2 separate regions of the Homo sapiens genome follow, and region 1 is linked to region 2. The links are chromatin loops, found by intact Hi-C in ENCODE. Cell type or tissue: natural killer cell. All regions are shown on one strand. Each heading gives the region's core, and the rest is flanking DNA. Links, peaks and the distances in the headings are about the cores only. Region 1 overlaps POT1 (protection of telomeres 1). Region 2 overlaps WASL (WASP like actin nucleation promoting factor).

Evidence for each region. A loop is a pair of places that touch in the nucleus more often than their neighbours do. Peaks named below come from ENCODE experiments on the same cell type or tissue, not always from the same donor. Only the 100,000 strongest peaks of a DNase experiment are listed, where the experiment ranks them.
Region 1: it touches region 2 in a loop (13-fold over the local background); 8 of 110 quality-filtered maps call a loop at or near these places.

The regions. Positions count from the first base shown.
Region 1 is chr7:124,852,359-124,860,358 of GRCh38, reverse strand. It overlaps POT1 (protection of telomeres 1), which reads left to right. Exons shown (of 19, transcript NM_015450.3): 9 at 1,247-1,402; 10 at 7,221-7,387. Among named protein-coding and RNA genes, the nearest start is that of LINC03043, 66 kb to the right of the region's middle. In natural killer cell, for the core only: CTCF peaks have their summits at 3,666 and 3,877 (motif pointing right); a DNase peak (open chromatin) is centred at 3,888.
Region 2 is chr7:123,677,585-123,686,904 of GRCh38, reverse strand. WASL (WASP like actin nucleation promoting factor) reads left to right here. Exons shown (of 11, transcript NM_003941.4): 11 at 2,325-4,962. The coding sequence ends at 2,386. Among named protein-coding and RNA genes, the nearest start is that of LMOD2, 26 kb to the right of the region's middle. In natural killer cell, for the core only: CTCF peaks have their summits at 3,963 and 4,164; a DNase peak (open chromatin) is centred at 4,074.

The sequences.
Region 1 (8,000 bases), core at 1-8,000, 1.2 Mb before region 2:
CATTGTAAATGTCACCATAAAATACTTTGTAACCATAAAATGACATTATAGACATACACTTGTTGAGATAGAATTTCATGATGGTCTATTTAGTGATTACTGTAGTTTCATTTACACACTAAAAATGTATATGTACATAGCAAAAATATATTGGGAGGCCTATAAAGCAACATTTTACTGTTTTCAACTCTGGGAAATATGAGTGATTTTTTTTTTCCGGACAGTGATTTTCTTATGTATCAGAAATAATTTTTAAATTATATTTTTTAATAACAGAGGAGCTAGACATTACTCGATATAATGTCTGGTTACATACAAAATAGTATAATCATTTTCCATCTCAACCTGGGCACAATATTAATATTGGTACCTTTTTTACTAACCACAGTGCATTTATTTTAATTTTTCAGTAGCCGTGGTATACCAATCGTTTGCATTAAATATAATTTAATAAATTTGTTGATCTGACATCATTCCATATTTTTCTCTATTCTGTTAATATTATATGTTTTTTTTTTCTGAGCAATACTCTCAAATTGAGTTTTCTCTAAATGTATATATTCTATTTGTTTTAATATCTACAGTATTGGTGCGGCCTTATCTTTTGTGTGTTTTGTTTTATGGTTTTTTTTTTTTATATAAATAACCAGGCGTCATTTATAGCCAGAGCTGGTGGGTAATTTGTATGTCTCACCTGTAATACGGTTTGGAGAAGAAAAAGCATAATGTGAACCAGAAAATCATCATATAAAGGAAATTATTCAAATTTACAACATTTACTTCTTTGTATGGAAACATCAGAATAATGCTTTACAACTAATTTAAGAATGAGACTGAATCTCATAAAAATAATTTGATTAATGTCAAATGTATTACTATTATAATTTTTAGAGCATTCATAATTTTACTAGTTGTATTTATGTGCAAAAATATTTTAATACATATGAGTGTTTTTCAAGATCATTTTGGTTTGTTTTTATTGTATAAAGCACTTGACTCAGGAATATTTAGTCTGAGCTTATGGCAGTGTGACTCTTTTTCTCCTTTACATTCTTCTACATTTTCCACATTACCCATATTTCATATGTAGTTCTTTAACAATCAGAAAATAATGTCATATTTAAAATAGTGCCAATATTCAGAGGCATAAGTTTAATTACTTTTAAATACTGTTTCCAGGAAAAAACTTTTTAGCACAAGCATTTTTTCAAAAGGATCATAAAACTACTCTACTCTCTTATGGCAGGTATGGGATGGCACCAGGACACCATTTCCATCTTGGAGAGTCTTAATACAAGACCTTGTTCTTGAAGGTGATTTAAGTCACATCCATCGGCTACAAAATCTGACAATAGACATTTTAGTCTACGATAACCATGTTCATGTGGCAAGATCTCTGAAGGTGATGTATAGTAGGAAAAAATGTTATTTTATGTTTTTATAAATTATAGTGATTTTTGCTCATGTAAATTTTTTATATATGGTTACATGTATAGGTGATACAGTCTAGAAATTATATTTATTTCTTTGATTTTTAAGTTGTAAAATGTATGTTACAATAAATTATTAAAAGATAAACTTAATGGGTTAGAGCAATTTTTAAAATAATCTTTCTTAAATGTCTTAAAGGTATACATAATTTTACTGTGAAAATAGTATAGAAAAATTTTGTTGTGTGAGATAATACTGCTTTAGAATGAAAAAGGCTATATAAAATATTGCTAACTTAAATGCTAAGCTTGGTAAACTGGTTTGATAGAATGTAGCTGATAACTTTTTGTTCATTAGTTTAACAAATTGTTAAATTACAATTTGTTATAATTGTAATATTTATATTACAAGTTTATATTATAAGTTTATAATATTATAAATTGGGTGTGTGTATACTGTGTAATTTATAGAATTTGCATACTGTCTTCTGAAATACATTAAGGTGCACAGTTTAGATATGGCAGTACTTAACTATTAACAAAAATTGTAGGGAATTTCTTTTCTCTATTATATCTTTTATTTGAAAGTACTTTTTGTAGTAAAGAATGGTATGATAAATAATAATGCAGTAAATAATAAGAGTAACTTTTGCTAGGCACTTTATATGCATTTGGTACTCTCCTATAAGACAGGTGATGGTAGTCATCTCGTTCTACAAATGTGAAATGAGGCACTCAGGTTAAATCAGTGGTTCAAGATTCCACAGCTAGTTGGATTGAAGCAGGGTATTTCCCTGACCCCTTCACGGGCAGGAACTGGAGTGCACAGGTGCTGGAACTAGGCAGCCGCTTCAGTGCTGGCAGGGGAGAGCTCCACTCACTCAGACCACAGGAGTGGGAGCATGCAGGTGAGCAGGTGCAGGAGCCAGGGCAAAGGCTTTTGGGCACGGGCAGAAGCAAACTCTGTACTGGCCCCACAGCAGCATCTGAGAGGGTGCTGGTGACCCCTGAAGCCCCAGAGGAAGTGTTACAGTACTGTTTTAGCTCTGTCATCCATGGACAGCTTAAGTGTTAACAGCTTAGTGCAGGGTAGCTGTGACTGACTCACACCACACTTGTGGCACCCGAGCTCTTGTGTAGCATCCAGGAGGAATGAGGTCTCAAGAATAAAATGAAGATGGTAAATTCAGGGGATTTCATTACTGATGAAAGTGGCTCAGTGGGAAGGGGAAGTGAAAAGAGGATGGAGCAGGAAGGTAGTCTTACCTTGAAGTCTGGCCCTCTCTGGCCAGATTCTTCTCCCAGGTTACACCATCAAGCTGTCCCTCTGAAGTCAAGCTGCTTCTCTCTGACATCCAGCCATAGTGTCTGATGGCCAGCTGCCTCTCTTCCCTCTGCCGGCTGAGCCTGGGGTTTTTATGGGCACAGGATGTCAGGTGGGGTGGGCCATGGATGGTTTTAGAAAAGGCAACATTTGAGCAGGAAAACAGGGATGTAAGTTCTCACTTTGGGCCGTGGTATCAGGCTTTTCAGCTTGAGAGCAGGGTCCTTGCTGGGGACCTGCCCTCTTCTGCGTAGAATTTCCCTGCCTCCTGTCCCTATCTGGATGAAGCCAGTGTTTGAATCCACAATGTCTCTTTGCAGAGCTAATCTTTTAAAGCATTAAATGGAAGTGATCTCCATCACAAATATCTTCTAGCCTACTTATAGGAAATTAAAAGAAAACAGTAAGAGTGAAGATCTGAATTTCAATGCCCAATTTCCCTTTATAAATCAGTGGCCATGGAGTAGCAAATATATCCATTCTACATTGTATCACAAATAAGTTCACCATCAATACTGTTCTGGGTTACAGAAAAAATAGTAATTAGAAAACAAAACAACAACAAACCAAGTAAGTTTACTCAACTCAAATCAATAAATTAGATTAAATCCAGGGTCCAGGAAGATAGTGACTGTACTTTTTTGTCCTCTGTGTGTATATATGTATGCACATACATCTGTGACATATCAGAAAACACTGACTGTTGAAGATATATTTTTGACATTATTTCCCTGAAAGATATTATCTACATTGATTAGTTTATTTCAAAATTAAATATATGATAAGTTCAGTTCTGGAGGTTTTTTCATAGAGTTCTTTCATAAATAAAATGAATTTACATTTTAGATTCACCTCAGTTCCACACTCTGCATACCTTCCTTCGCCATTTTATTCCCTTCTCTTTCCCTATACTGCTTCCAAACAGGTCTTCCAATGTAGGTCTTTCTGTTTCCGCTTTTCCTGCTTTTCTTGTCTTAGTCCTGAACAGCACCTATCGCAGTGCTTTCCCTGTAGTGAGGATGAAGTAAGTAATAGCTGCTGCTGAATGAATGAATCAGTGAATGCTGTGGATTTTTTTTCCAGATTCTTTTCTCCTTTTTTATGTTCTGCTTTATTTTGCCCACTAGAGGGTGATATGAGCACACATAATTAAGAAAATGTATGGCACTGTGTTTTCTGTGAAGATATCAATAGCATTATATTATTTGTCTGCAATGCAATATGAAAATGATTTTTCTCTGTGTAAGTAATATAACTTTAGATTTTTATTTAATACACATTGACATCACATTTATTTGTTTTCTGACAACCTCTGTAACATTTCTTCTTAATTTAGGAACTCTTCACTCACGTGACATTGATATAAATGAATTCTTCTTGGTACTTTCAAGACAACTGTTTAAAATTACGTTTTTGTGTCAAAATACCTGGAACCAGTACGAAAGACTTTTGTTGTATAGAAACAGGAAAAAATGTGTTTTTATTTTAGTAAAGAGGACAGTATAATGCAATTATAGAATATAATATAATCAACATCTACAAGCAATGTATTTTAGAGCCCGAATTGCCCTTAACTATTTTCTGAATCTCACTTTTTGTTATATCATTCCCTTAAACATTTTACACAGACCCAGTCACATAAACTGAGATTTCAAATCTTTTGTCTGGAAACTAAAGCTTTACTTTCTAAATCCCTACTCTTATCCAGACACAATTGTTAATTATAAAATATACGTGGTCATAATTATGTTTTGGCCTTCAATAGTTCAACAGCTGTGATTTGGTTGGCTATTTTGAGACATATTCAGGGAATTAAAAATAATAAACCTAAAGGGAAATTCTTGACCGTTTATGACAAATCGTTTGATTATTTCTAAAGGGATAGTCATTTCTTACTAGCCATATTTACTTTGCTTTTTTTTTTAGTGTTTCTAGTTTTTTTTTAGTATTTAAATAGACTTCTATAGTTGTTTTTTAAACTGTATTTTTATAATTTTTTGGTTGATGTTTCATTTGTATTTTTGGAATCTTAATACTGACAAGATTAACCAATACTTGTTTTTTTATAATAGAGCATCTGGCACATTTCATAGTATTTTTAGTCAAGCTTTTGAAAAAATACAATGCTGCCTCCATAAGGAATTTTTGATAATAACAACTTATCTTTATGTGAATAACTTATATCTTGGCCTCGAAATTTTGTTATGTTAAAAAATACTGTAGTAGACAAGATAGTATAATAAACACCCGTGTGTTCACCTTATTTTTTAAATGTTTTGCCACATTTATTTCAGACACTTTTAAATTTTAGGAAATAAAACTCTACACATCGAACCTTCTTTGAGCTCCTGCCTGCTCTGGTTTTTTTTTTTTTTTTTTTTTTTTTGCTCTCCTCTCTGTGTCTCCATATGTAGGTTTGTACGTATACCTATGTTTATTATCCTTTTTCTTTATGTATTTTTTGATAGGGTAAAGCCCCCCTCTCATATTCTTTAAAATTGATTTGACTGTTCTCTTTCGTATAAGTTTTTGGATTAGCTTTTCAGATTCCATGAAAGCTTCTGGGAATTTTGATTGAATTGCATAAAATTTAAAGTTTAATTTGGAGGAAATTATCATTTTTGTAATATCAAAGCCTTTTGTATGTGAATATCTTTCTCCATGTGTTTAGGCCTTCTTTCAAATCTTTTGTAGATCATACATACATGTGCTATACTAATATATTTATATATACATATACACACACATATTTTAAAAGAATCACAAAATAATCCAGTCAAAAAGAATGAGATAAAACTAGAAAATTTTATGTTTTTTCCAATGTCTCACTTTGAAGACTATGAGGAAAATTATTTTTTTCTTTTTTCTTTTTGTTCTTTTCTTCTTTAACTTTCTTTATACTACTCCCTGGTTATGATATAGATGTAAGTGAAAGAGGTCAAAGGAAAGGCTTGTATTTTGTCTGCTCCTTATAAAACCCTTGATTGGTTGGGAAAAAAGATCCTTGGGAATGAAGGAGTAGCACCTGGGAGTGTGGGTTTTCTCCTTACCTCCTTTGCTTATATCCTCCATCAGAAATAAAGAGTAATGAGGGGAAATATAATTAAGAGAAGCTACAATAAGCAGAATTGGAAAGTTGATTTGCTACTCATCTTTTTTTTTTAAACGTTTCCTTTTATAGGATTGAGCCTCCATAATCTAAAAGTCCAGAATTCTCCTAAATGCAGATCTTTTTGAGTGCCAGTATGCGAGTGAACCCTTTGCTTTCCAATTATTCAGTGTACAAAAATTTTGTGTCATGCACAAAATTATTGAAAATATTATAGAAAATTACTTTCAGGTGATGTGTATAACATATATGTGAAACATAAATGAATTTCGTTTTTAGACTTGGGTCTCATCTCTAAGATAGCTCATTATATATATGCAGATATTCCAAAATCTGTAAATATCTGAAATCTGAAACACTTCTGTTTTCAAGTATTTCAGATAAAGAATATTTAACCTATATAGTTTTTTTGTTATGTAAGATGTCTGTTATTCAATCCTGAACTTGTAGGGGAAAAAAAGTGGTATCCCTATAGTCATCCAGTAGTCAGGAGTGCTATATTTATACAAATGAATTAAATTTCCTTGTTTGTAACTCCTTTTGCTTCTAAATCTTTCTTCATAAATATAAATGTGATTTAGGTTATATAGCTTCTTTTAGGTAGGTGTCAATATCTTTGAATAGCATTCTGCATCTCTCTCATTTGAAATCTCCATTAAAAGAAAAATCTCAGTGGTCTATAATTAAAGACATTTGTAGACTAAGTTTAGCAAAACATCTGAGATTAACTATAGAACATTTAATTCAAAACTCTAATTAGTTAACTCTTACGTTTGAACTCAAGGAGTGTTTCACACTGTGGTGGTACAGGCACAAATGCAGAAGTTTTCTTTCCATAGAACTTGTAAGATGGAAGATGTTTATTATTTTTCGGTAGTACCATATTTAAAATTTCTTCTTAGCATTCTTGTAATGACAGTATCTTCAGGATCATATTTAATTAATCCTTAAACTAGTTAAAGCAAGGCATTTTCAGAAACCTTAGTCAAATAGAGGGCTTGAATTCCGTTTAGGTAATGGGTTTCTTAACCATTATATTTTATTGATGCTAAGACACAATATTTTTTCACATTTTAATAGATCTGAAATGGAAATATCTCTTACAGTTGAATGTGTGTGTATATGTATGTGTGTGCACACACGCATATGCATGCACATGTCCATATATTTAGTTTTGATGTAGTGTCCATGCAGCTGATATTCAACCACACTCGTATAGCATACTTTGCAGATACTTTAGTATATTTCCTGACTGGTCAGTGCCCTCATTGGCCCCATATTGGTTATTAAAGTTTTAAATATCAGAAGTATTTTAATTTTTCCCCACTTTCTAAATAACAAATGATCTATTTTTTAGGTTGGAAGCTTTCTTAGAATCTATAGCCTTCATACCAAACTTCAATCAATGAATTCAGAGAATCAGACAATGTTAAGTTTAGAGTTTCATCTTCATGGAGGTACCAGTTACGGTCGGGGAATCAGGGTCTTGCCAGAAAGTAACTCTGATGTGGATCAACTGAAAAAGTAAGCTTTTAGTATTTAGAAAATGTAAATAAGGTATCGATTAAGCCGATTTCTAAGATAATATTGTTCCTGGGGCTTCTGATAGTTCCCTAGCCTTTTGTGCCATTTGCCATGTTTTTAAATAGATGAGCCAAATGAAACAAATCAAATGATTATAGGCTCATAGAGCTAAGTAGTAGCAGAGCCAGGGTTATAGTTGAAGTTTTCCAACAGTTTGAATCTGGCTTTTACACTCATGCTTCTCTTCTATCATTTACCACACTCTCCAAGTACAGCAACAAACAGGGGAAACTAGACCTTAGCTAAAGTTTGGAAAATTTGATACATATCTAAGATTCCAAAAATATTTAATTCTCTCATGAAAAAAATGTATTTCTGAAGTGCCACTGATTAAATAGATAACACATGTTTTGGTGTATCACTCTCTTTTAAACTTTTTAAAATTTTTACATGTGCCAGAAAGTAAATAGTATCTTAGACCTGCTATATATTTAGATCTGCTTTTCCCAAGGTATTCCTAGTGAGTATTGTGTGCAGAAGCATTTTGGTCAATATTCTAGAAATTTAAAAAATCTTCATATCTTCAAAGAGAAAACATACTGTTCATTAAATT
Region 2 (9,320 bases), core at 641-8,640:
ACCTGGTATTTAAAGTTATGGTTATGTTTATGGTATAGTCTTCTTTAGCATAAAAACAGTGAAAATTACCTAAATTCTTAGCCCTAATCCTCACAGATGAGGTAAACTGCCTGAATTTTTTATGTCATAGTAATGTCATAGGAATGAGATCTAAAAATCTCAAGCTTTGTTTAGAGGTTGTTTGCTAGGAAGAGATAAAGAAAGGTCTTCATTCATTCATAAAGAAATGTAAGGCTTCTGTGAACTACATGATTCTGAAAAAGCATTTATTCTATGCTGGTATCTGTGAGTTCTGCTAAATATTTCCCTACAATAAGTTTTTTTTTAATAGTATGTAATAGTCACGCTAATATAATGAAAATATAGGATGGTTTTTACTTATTTTCAGACCCATTTATTTTAACTGTTAGTATTTCTGTGGTAGTACCTGATGATGAAATTATTAGCTACTTCTTCCTCTTCACCATAGATACTGATAAGTTTCTGTCTTTTGTCAGTCTGTAATGCCAGCATAGTCAGGTGTCTTTGATGCTTTTCATCCAGGTAAATTTTGTGAAGCATGTCTAGCAAAATCTGGTAGCAAATTATTTCCCTTGCTAGAAGAGTAAACAGAAATTAACATGACTCAATTGAACTCCTTTCCAAATAAATTCTGTAACAATTTAGAGCTGACCATGAGACTTAAATAAATAAATAAATAAATAATAAATAATTATCGTTTTAAAAGTAACAACTTAGTTTAGGGCTAAGAGAAGATAATGTTGCTTCTCTTGGGCTTCTGTTAATTTTCAAGTTCTAATACTAGAGCTCCAGTACTTCTTCAAATACTACCTTCACACAATCAATTTTACATGAGAAAAATAGAAGAAAAAGATTGTTCTGTGTTCTGTACATGTAACCCACACGTATGTCACCTAGTCTTACTGGCTTTTTATCATTATCAAGTACAATTACTCAGCCACTGTCCCACTTTATATACTTGGCCTTCATGGGTCCTATATATATATTTATATACATATTTATATATATTTATATATTTATATATAGGTATATGTATTTATATATTTATAGGTGTATATATTTATACATATTTTATATATAGATATATGAAGAGGTTAAATATGGAAAGTCAGTATAATATAGAAGTATGCTTATAAAATCTGATAACTAAATATTCCTTCAACAAATATTTATTGAATGGCTGGTGTGTAGTGCTGTTTTGGTGTTGAGGATACAGTGAGAAATAAGATAGGCAAGGTCCGTGCTGTCATGGAGCTTAATAGATAAAGTACAATAATTTTAGATATTAGCAAGTGATATGAGGAAAGTAAAATGGGATAGGCCGTTACTGATTATGGGGAAGAGCTATACTTTACATATGATGGTCAGGAAAGGCCTCTCTGAGGAAGTAGTTTATGAATGGTTTCTAAATGATGAAAAGATTCAGTTTAACGAAGAAATAGCTACTGCAGAAGTTCTAAAGCCAGAATAAGATTGGTGAGTTTAAGGGACAGAAAGGAGACCATCTTACTAGAGAGAGTGACTTGAAGGGAGAGTACATATGAGAGAAGTTTGGGGAGAGAGAGAGACAATAACTGGACAAATCATGTAGGGTCTTATGGAGGGAGGTAGCATCAGATTTCATTCAAATAGCAGTGGTAGCCACAGGAGGACTTTAAGAAGGGTAGCAACATATTTTTTAAACTTGAAATTTAAATAATATCACTCCATTTGCTCTGAGTCAAATAGACTCTAGAGTTGCAATAATCCAAGCAGGATGTGATGGTGGTGTGGAGAGTAGCAGTGAAAGAGGTGAAAAAGAGCAGGCTTGATAATTGGATCGTGAAAAAGGAGGAAGTAATAATAATTTCTAGGTTTTTGGCCTGATTATGTGACAGGATGGTGATGCCATTTATTGAGATGGAGCAGCAGACCAGGATGGAGCAGGAAAAGAAGATTGGGGAAGGAAATAAAAGTTAGAAGTTTTGAGTTTGAGAATCCATATGAAGAGTACAAGAAGGTAGTTGGATTTGTGACAGAAAGGTCAACCCAGATGATTTTATACATTAACAGGTTGAAATTTGTCACATAGATATTAAGGAACTAGAACCATTGTCTTCTAAGCCCTGTTTTAATCTTTAGTTTACTATCATACTCTATAGATATATTTCTTTAGATTCACTTTAAACTGTTTTAGTAACTAGATTCTTCTGGGAGTCACATTATCTGTGTTTCAGGAGTTAAATAATTGGAGAAACCACCCAAGAATTATGTAATGTCATTTTATTTATGCATATGTTTTAATTGTCTTGATTTTCTTGTAGATGAAGATGAAGATGAAGATGATGAAGAAGATTTTGAGGATGATGATGAGTGGGAAGACTGATCTATATATTATATATATATATATATTTTTAAGGTGAAATACTAAACACTACTTTCTGTCTGTGGATTCTGTAAAATTATCATGTAAATGTTCTACCAATTTGCTGTATATTTTTGTTGCCTTTTTTGCTTTTTTTTAATCTGTGCAATACCTCATTTAATCTGTAAAGGTTTGTCGTAATCCTCTACAAAGCTACTCCCTGTTATTGTGTGCAAGTTTACACCAGGATGCTCACTTGATTTGTGAATATTTTTCATTCCATCAACAAGGGAGTTTAAATACTATATGTGAGACTGACAAAAACCTTAATGTAATTTACTTATAATGCCAGAAGGAAAACACTATTTTCATACCCTACTTTTTCTGTACCTAAATTTTCTTAAAAAAAAATCTAGTATAGCACTACATTCTTTTTTAAGTGATGCAGACCTTAGTTTCTTTAGCCCCTTTATTTTGAATACAATGCTACATATGAATGTTGAAGCTGATACATTGCACAGTTCTGTAGACATCACTACACCGATGTAGTTTCTCAAATTTTAGCAATATGCTCTACATAAAATCACTACAGAGATACTAGTGGGGAAGACGATTAACACACCTCTTACAGTAATACTGCCTGTTATTGGTATAGCAGTGGTATTTGCAGACTGGGATCATAAGGAGCCCTTAAATACTTGTTATTGACTGGGGTTATTTTTATGCTGTAGCAAATGTGACAGGCTCTTTTTAGCAAAATTTTTGAAAATTTTTTTGGTATTACTCTGAAACAAAATTTAAGTTGGAGTTTCAGGGATTTAGGGAGTAGTTTTCATTCTACATGAACTGAGGTAATATTATGGTAACTCCAATATTTGGTTAAAAAAACTATACAAATCAGAATAGTACTAAAATACTGTAGAATTTTAGCATTTTTATTTTGCACTTTGTGTGGATTGAGGTGTTCAGAAATACCAACCATAAAAATGTAATCTAGTTGGCAAAGGTGTGCGCTAAAACACGGAACCGAACATGCATTGATTTGGATAACTTTTGAGGGTTTTTGTCAAATAGCATGTGAAGAGTTACATTTTTCTTAAAAGATTGGTGGTCCCAATGTCAGAGTTCTTGGAACAGATAACTGAATGATAGATTTTTTTTTTTTAAAGATAAAACTTTACAACCTGCACATTTGTTATGCATACTAAATGGTGTGTTAAAATTAGGGTTTCTTTGCCTCTCTACACTACACTAATCTGCCTAAAGGTGGTTGTTTCATATTTATAATGCTAATTATCATACCTACCTACTTTAAATTTTAGGTAGAAAATTATCTGATTTAAATACAAACATATTTTTCTCACATTGAGTAATATGCATAATGTAGTTCCAAATGTATTTCATTACTATAGTCACAATATCCAACTAAAAATTACGCTATCTAGAATTGTACCAACCAAAATCTCGTATTGGCAGATCTTGACAGGCTGGACCTGCAAGATGTGGCTTGAATTTTAACCATTTATTACATAATCTCTAGTGATCATGCATCTAGTTATCATAAGAAATAATTTAAAAGGTTTTGTTGCTGAAAGCAGTAAGTGGTGCAGTAAAATACTTAAGTTATTCAAAGAATGTTATCTTTCTTGCAAGAGTAATTTAAGCACATGGGAAAGATTCTAGACTTTTTGTTTCTTGCAACAACAGTGCCCTCTGCTGCTAGAAACCTTTTTCTACTTACTATCATTTTTATTGTGGCTTGAGCTCAGTCAATCTGGTGCAGATGAGGCTGGACAACTACTAACCAATAAAATCAGGAGTTTGTACAAAAGTTAAATGGAACATTATAATTATTTTAAGTAATGTTAATTGAAAAAATTTTTTCTTTTTGACAATATAAAAAACATTTTAAATTTCCTAGAAATGTCTTCAGGGTAATGCCAATTTAAGATCTCTCTTAACTTGTGGCCAAGAAATTCTAGATTTTCCAGCTGACTTTGGTATAATATATATTTATCAGGAACTTCTCTCAGCAGAGAGTACCCATTCTTCGAGTTCAAAGCACAATTTTAAACATGTAAAATGGATATATAATTTGCCAAAGGTAATTAATTTATTCTTTTTTTCTTAAAGAAGAAAAAGACATTGGTTGTTGTTACAAAAAGTCTAAATTACTGTTGGTTGAAACACAGCAGCTGTGGAGTTCAGTCCAGGCATGAAGACTAAATCTGCTTTACCAAGTAAGGTGTAAGGTTGCATGTTTCAGTCCTCTACCATCCTGCACTGTGAGCAGCACTATACCTGTGCGTTGTCTGAAAGCCTTCCGTATATTCTCCAGCTAAATGGTCGTCTGGTAGCCTTTGCATTTAACAAACTAGCATGAGGCTTTTTATATCTAAATGCTACGTGATAGACAATTTCAGCTAGCCACATATTGTATGTATGAGATTCATAAAGACTTTCAATCATTTCATTTTCAGACAACTGAAATTTTGTTTAGTATGTGAATTCTTTTTTTGAAATGTATAGTGAATAGGATGTTGCACTGGTGGCAATTCATCATGGAGCATAATAAAATTAATTTGACCCAAATAGAATAAAATAATGTGTTTCATGTGTTTATTGTTAAGAGAGTAAAATAGGTTTAAAATTTTTAAACTGTATAGTGAAGGGTACAGAGCGATCAATGATAATGGTTGATGTTTTCAGCAGACTGCATGCCCTGAGAGTTAGAGTGTGCCATTAAATAAACATGGTGAGCAGAAGAATGTTGCACCCTGTTCTGTTGGGAAACATGACAGCTGCTCAGCAGCTCCCCTAGAAGCCACTGCTGTCGTTCACAGAGCATTGACATTGCAAGGTCAAACTGTTTGGAACTCTTCCACATACCAGAAATGTTGAAGTTTTCTAAATCAGAATGATATTGGAGTTTATTGGTAGTTTCAATAAATGCCAAATATAGCAGTTTGTATGGGACATAAGTAGCTTTTAATAAATGATATCAAAGAGGGTGCTCATTTTAAACGGTAAACTCTGTTTTTGATAGATAGAATTTTCTGTTTCACTGACCCTGGCACAAGTGGGTGTCTGAAGATTAAACTGAGTTGCGGAATTCAGAGTGTAGGATGCTACAAAATTCCTTTTAAGAGCTTTGGCCAAATTTAACAACCATTTCAAGAGTAATACGTTCTATTAAAAAGTTGTTTCTGTTGTACAAATGTGAACACTTAAGAATATATTAGACTTTTAAAATAATTTTTTAAAGATGCCTAAGAATTGTTTCTGTCAGGTCATTTTTATCTAATCAACAGAGGGGATTCCCGAGATAACTCTTGTTTTAGAAACGGAGTTCCTAAAGGACAAATATAGAGATAAGGCTTATTTATAGTACAATAGAAAAGCCTGTATGGAAAAGTTGGGAAATTTACCTTCCACATTTATTGACATTGTCACATCTCACCTCCAAAACACAGCATTCTTTATAATCTCTTGGTCATTTATTCATGGATTAAAAAAAAAACTTTGCTTTCTAAGGAAGCCTCTAGGAAAGGTATAGTACACTGTTATGAATATGTTAGAGAACATGCTTTGCAGCTACTGCCTTTACTTCTGTATGTGATACTTGGCATCCTCCATTGCCGTGAGGAGCCTATTGAAAAATTTGTCTCCGGATGCATCTGCCATAGGTTTTTCCAAAAAAAGAAAAGCATCACAGATTGTGCTAACTAACTGTTGATACAGTGTTAACTATTACACAAGTCCAGTGTAACTCTAAATTGGCCATGCACACCATCAAGATTGACAAGTCAAGATAAGATAGCACACAATTATTTTGAGTAAAACTTTGAGTAAATTTTTTTGAGTAAAAATTATTGGAGTAAAAATTATTTTGAGATTGTAATTTATAGGTGGTTTCAGTCTAATCAGATACTTGTGTATTGGGGCGTTTCTAGTAAACTTGAAGTAGTCCCTGAATTATTTAACAACCACAAAAAATCTACCTTAGGATTTTTAAAAAAAAATGTTTCTATTTAACAGCAAGTTCAATTTCAGCAGTATCAGATTGCATTATGGAACTTGAACAAAACACTATTTTCTGTCTTGAATTGCTTAGCATTTCATGACCTAAATTTTGTCTTGTCTTAGCTGTTGCTAGATGTGTGAAGATTTTCATCAAAGCCTAATTTTAAGGATTTTTTTAAGCATCAATATCATATTATGAACTAAATGTGTGGTGGACATTAAGATACAACAGTGGATAGGATAGGTCCCCACCCACATTTACATCATTTAAATCTAAAATACTTATTTCATAAATGAAAGACGTTTGGACCATTGAGTTACATGAGTTACATGAGAACAGGCATGTGGACACCACCAAGCCTGTTCTCTAATTTTGCAGGTGAGGGTCCTCATTCATATTCACAGTGCTTGTGGGGCTTGCCCGAGGTTAAAGTATCTACTAGAAGCCAGATCTGACTAGTTCAGCTGCTCTTTCTCATGCACCATAATCCTATTGTATGCCTTTCTCTTTTTCTTAAGGATAAATGCAGATTTAGTTTGTTTCTGAAAGGTATATGGCTACAAATGTCACCCTTTCTCATATCATCTGGGTGTTGATAGATGCCGCCAACATCCTATGTCCATCTCTAACCAGAAAAGCTGGCTTGTTTTGAGGAGCCAGCCTCTGACTCTGATGCATGTGATTGTATTTTGGCTCATTGGCGGCAGTCACCCTACATTGCCCGAGCATTTGGTCATCACAGGGCACTTCTGTCATCTAGTACAGAGTTGAAATGAGGTTGAGCTTTTCATTCTACATCCAAATTATTTTTGTTAGTTTCTTACAGAAACTATAGGCATTGTTTTTACTTAGACATAAGTATTTCATAAGTCTACAATCAACTTGTCTGACAGAAAATTAAGAATATATTAATTTTCTGAATAATTTTGATCAACAGCTGCACTGTCAATTTAAAGACCGGGAGTTCTTCCAAGGACCACAAGGACAAACAATGCTTCAAATCCAACTTCCTGGCTTTATTATTGATGAGAGAGAGGGAGATCCTAACTTGGTTGCATGTATTTCAACCTTACCGGAAAAGAGGCAGGAAAATAAAATGTGGATCTCGTATTTGTGAAACAAATACAAGAAACAAATGAAAAGGCATTATCATGTCCGGTTAACTATGGGAAAACAAAGCTGTTTATGTCTCAGTTCTATAGTTGTGTTAAAGGCAAGTATAATTTAGTTCTTTAAATCAGCGTCTGACCAAATTTTTTTTTTTTTTTTTTTTAAACCAGGGTGGGAATCTAAGGAGGCAGAGAACAGAAAGGAGAGTGTGTTCCTAAGCATATTGTGGTGATTGGGGAATGCTCAGCAAGTAGAATTAAGAAATGCATTTGAATCTCCATTTTTAGGGACAAAAACTAGTTCTGGAGGAGGAGACTCATTTGTGTTTTGTTTGTTTATTGAGCAAGGATGTGAATGCATAAGGGCCAAACTTTCTCTTAATTCTGTCAGCTAAAGCTCAAAACTACACCTGACCATTCAAGTGTAAGGGTTTTTTTCTTTTCTTTTTCTTTTTTTTTTTTTTTAAGTTTTCTGAACTTTGCTGTAGATACAAGCATAGCCCTAGTATTTCAACCACATTCTTACCAAACCACCAGTAAATGGGCCTTATGATTCCATTTAAGAGGCCTTTCTTTGGCCATGGTTGAATATCTGGATGCTATAGAACATGCTTATAATGGACTTGCTGCCCAGAGATGTTTAGGAAGTTCAAGTGGATTCTGAGCCAGATGGTTGCTTTAGATCCGCACCAGTACGCAAAAGTTCTATAGCCAACATACTGCGTTAACTTGACACGGTTTAGACCAGTTAGACTGTGCAAAAAGAGGTAGTCTGCGCACACTACATGAGCCCTTTAGCACCCTGTTTGCTTTAGCACTTTCATCACTTTGTTTTCCAAAAACTCAAAACAGCCAAAAAACTGATTTGATATGGGAATCACGGTATTTTTCTTGTGTTTTTTGTTTGTTTGTTTGTTTCCAAATTGTCTAAATCACTAACCAAGATCATTCGACCAGCTTAGGAAAAACAAATAGATTGTGCCTTTGAGTTCAGTTTTGATTCTGTAAAGACTTTGCAAAGCCTACTTCACTAATTATGTGCTACTGTTAAATGGTATTTGATAGGTTGTTGGAAAAGATAGGGTAACTTATATGCACAGAAAAAAGAAATGTAGTTGCCCTTTCCAATGCATGGCAGCTTAACACTTCAATGTAGCCTTATCTTTGTATCTTGGTCTTGCCTTGTGATATTAGGATTGTGGTAATGATCCTACATATGAACTGCTTGACATAATAAACTTTGGGGTATCTTTCAACTTGTGAAAAACTATCGCTCTACACATTGGTAAGATTTTCCACAAAATTGAGGGTAGAGATAGGCATTGTAAAACTGTAAAGGAATTTTTTTTGAAGGTTTTCCCCAGAAAGCTTTTAAATATACAAGTTTCTTAAATATTAATAGGAAATGGTGACTAAAGCAAGAAAGAACAGAAATGTAAGGAAATGTTTTCCTAATTAATATTCCTGAGTCTTCAGAAATTTCCAGAAGTATGATTTATTTTCAGAGTCAATGGATAAATGCACTTGAATGCAAGTATTACTCTAATGTCCTATACTGAAACAAACTATTTTAAATGATTATCATTACTGTAAGTTGGAAATAGACCCCAGAATAAAACAAATCTATGTACTAATACATCTCTAAGATCAGGGTAATACAGGAAATTCATGTGACCATATAATGCTAAGTCCCATTGAGAAGTCAGGCTTATTTTTTTTTTCTGTCACTTCCTTAGCAAGTTTTTATAGTATATTAAGTAGGATTTAGGATACAAATAGTGCACATGACACAGTAGGATTTGGGATAGAAATTGTGCACATG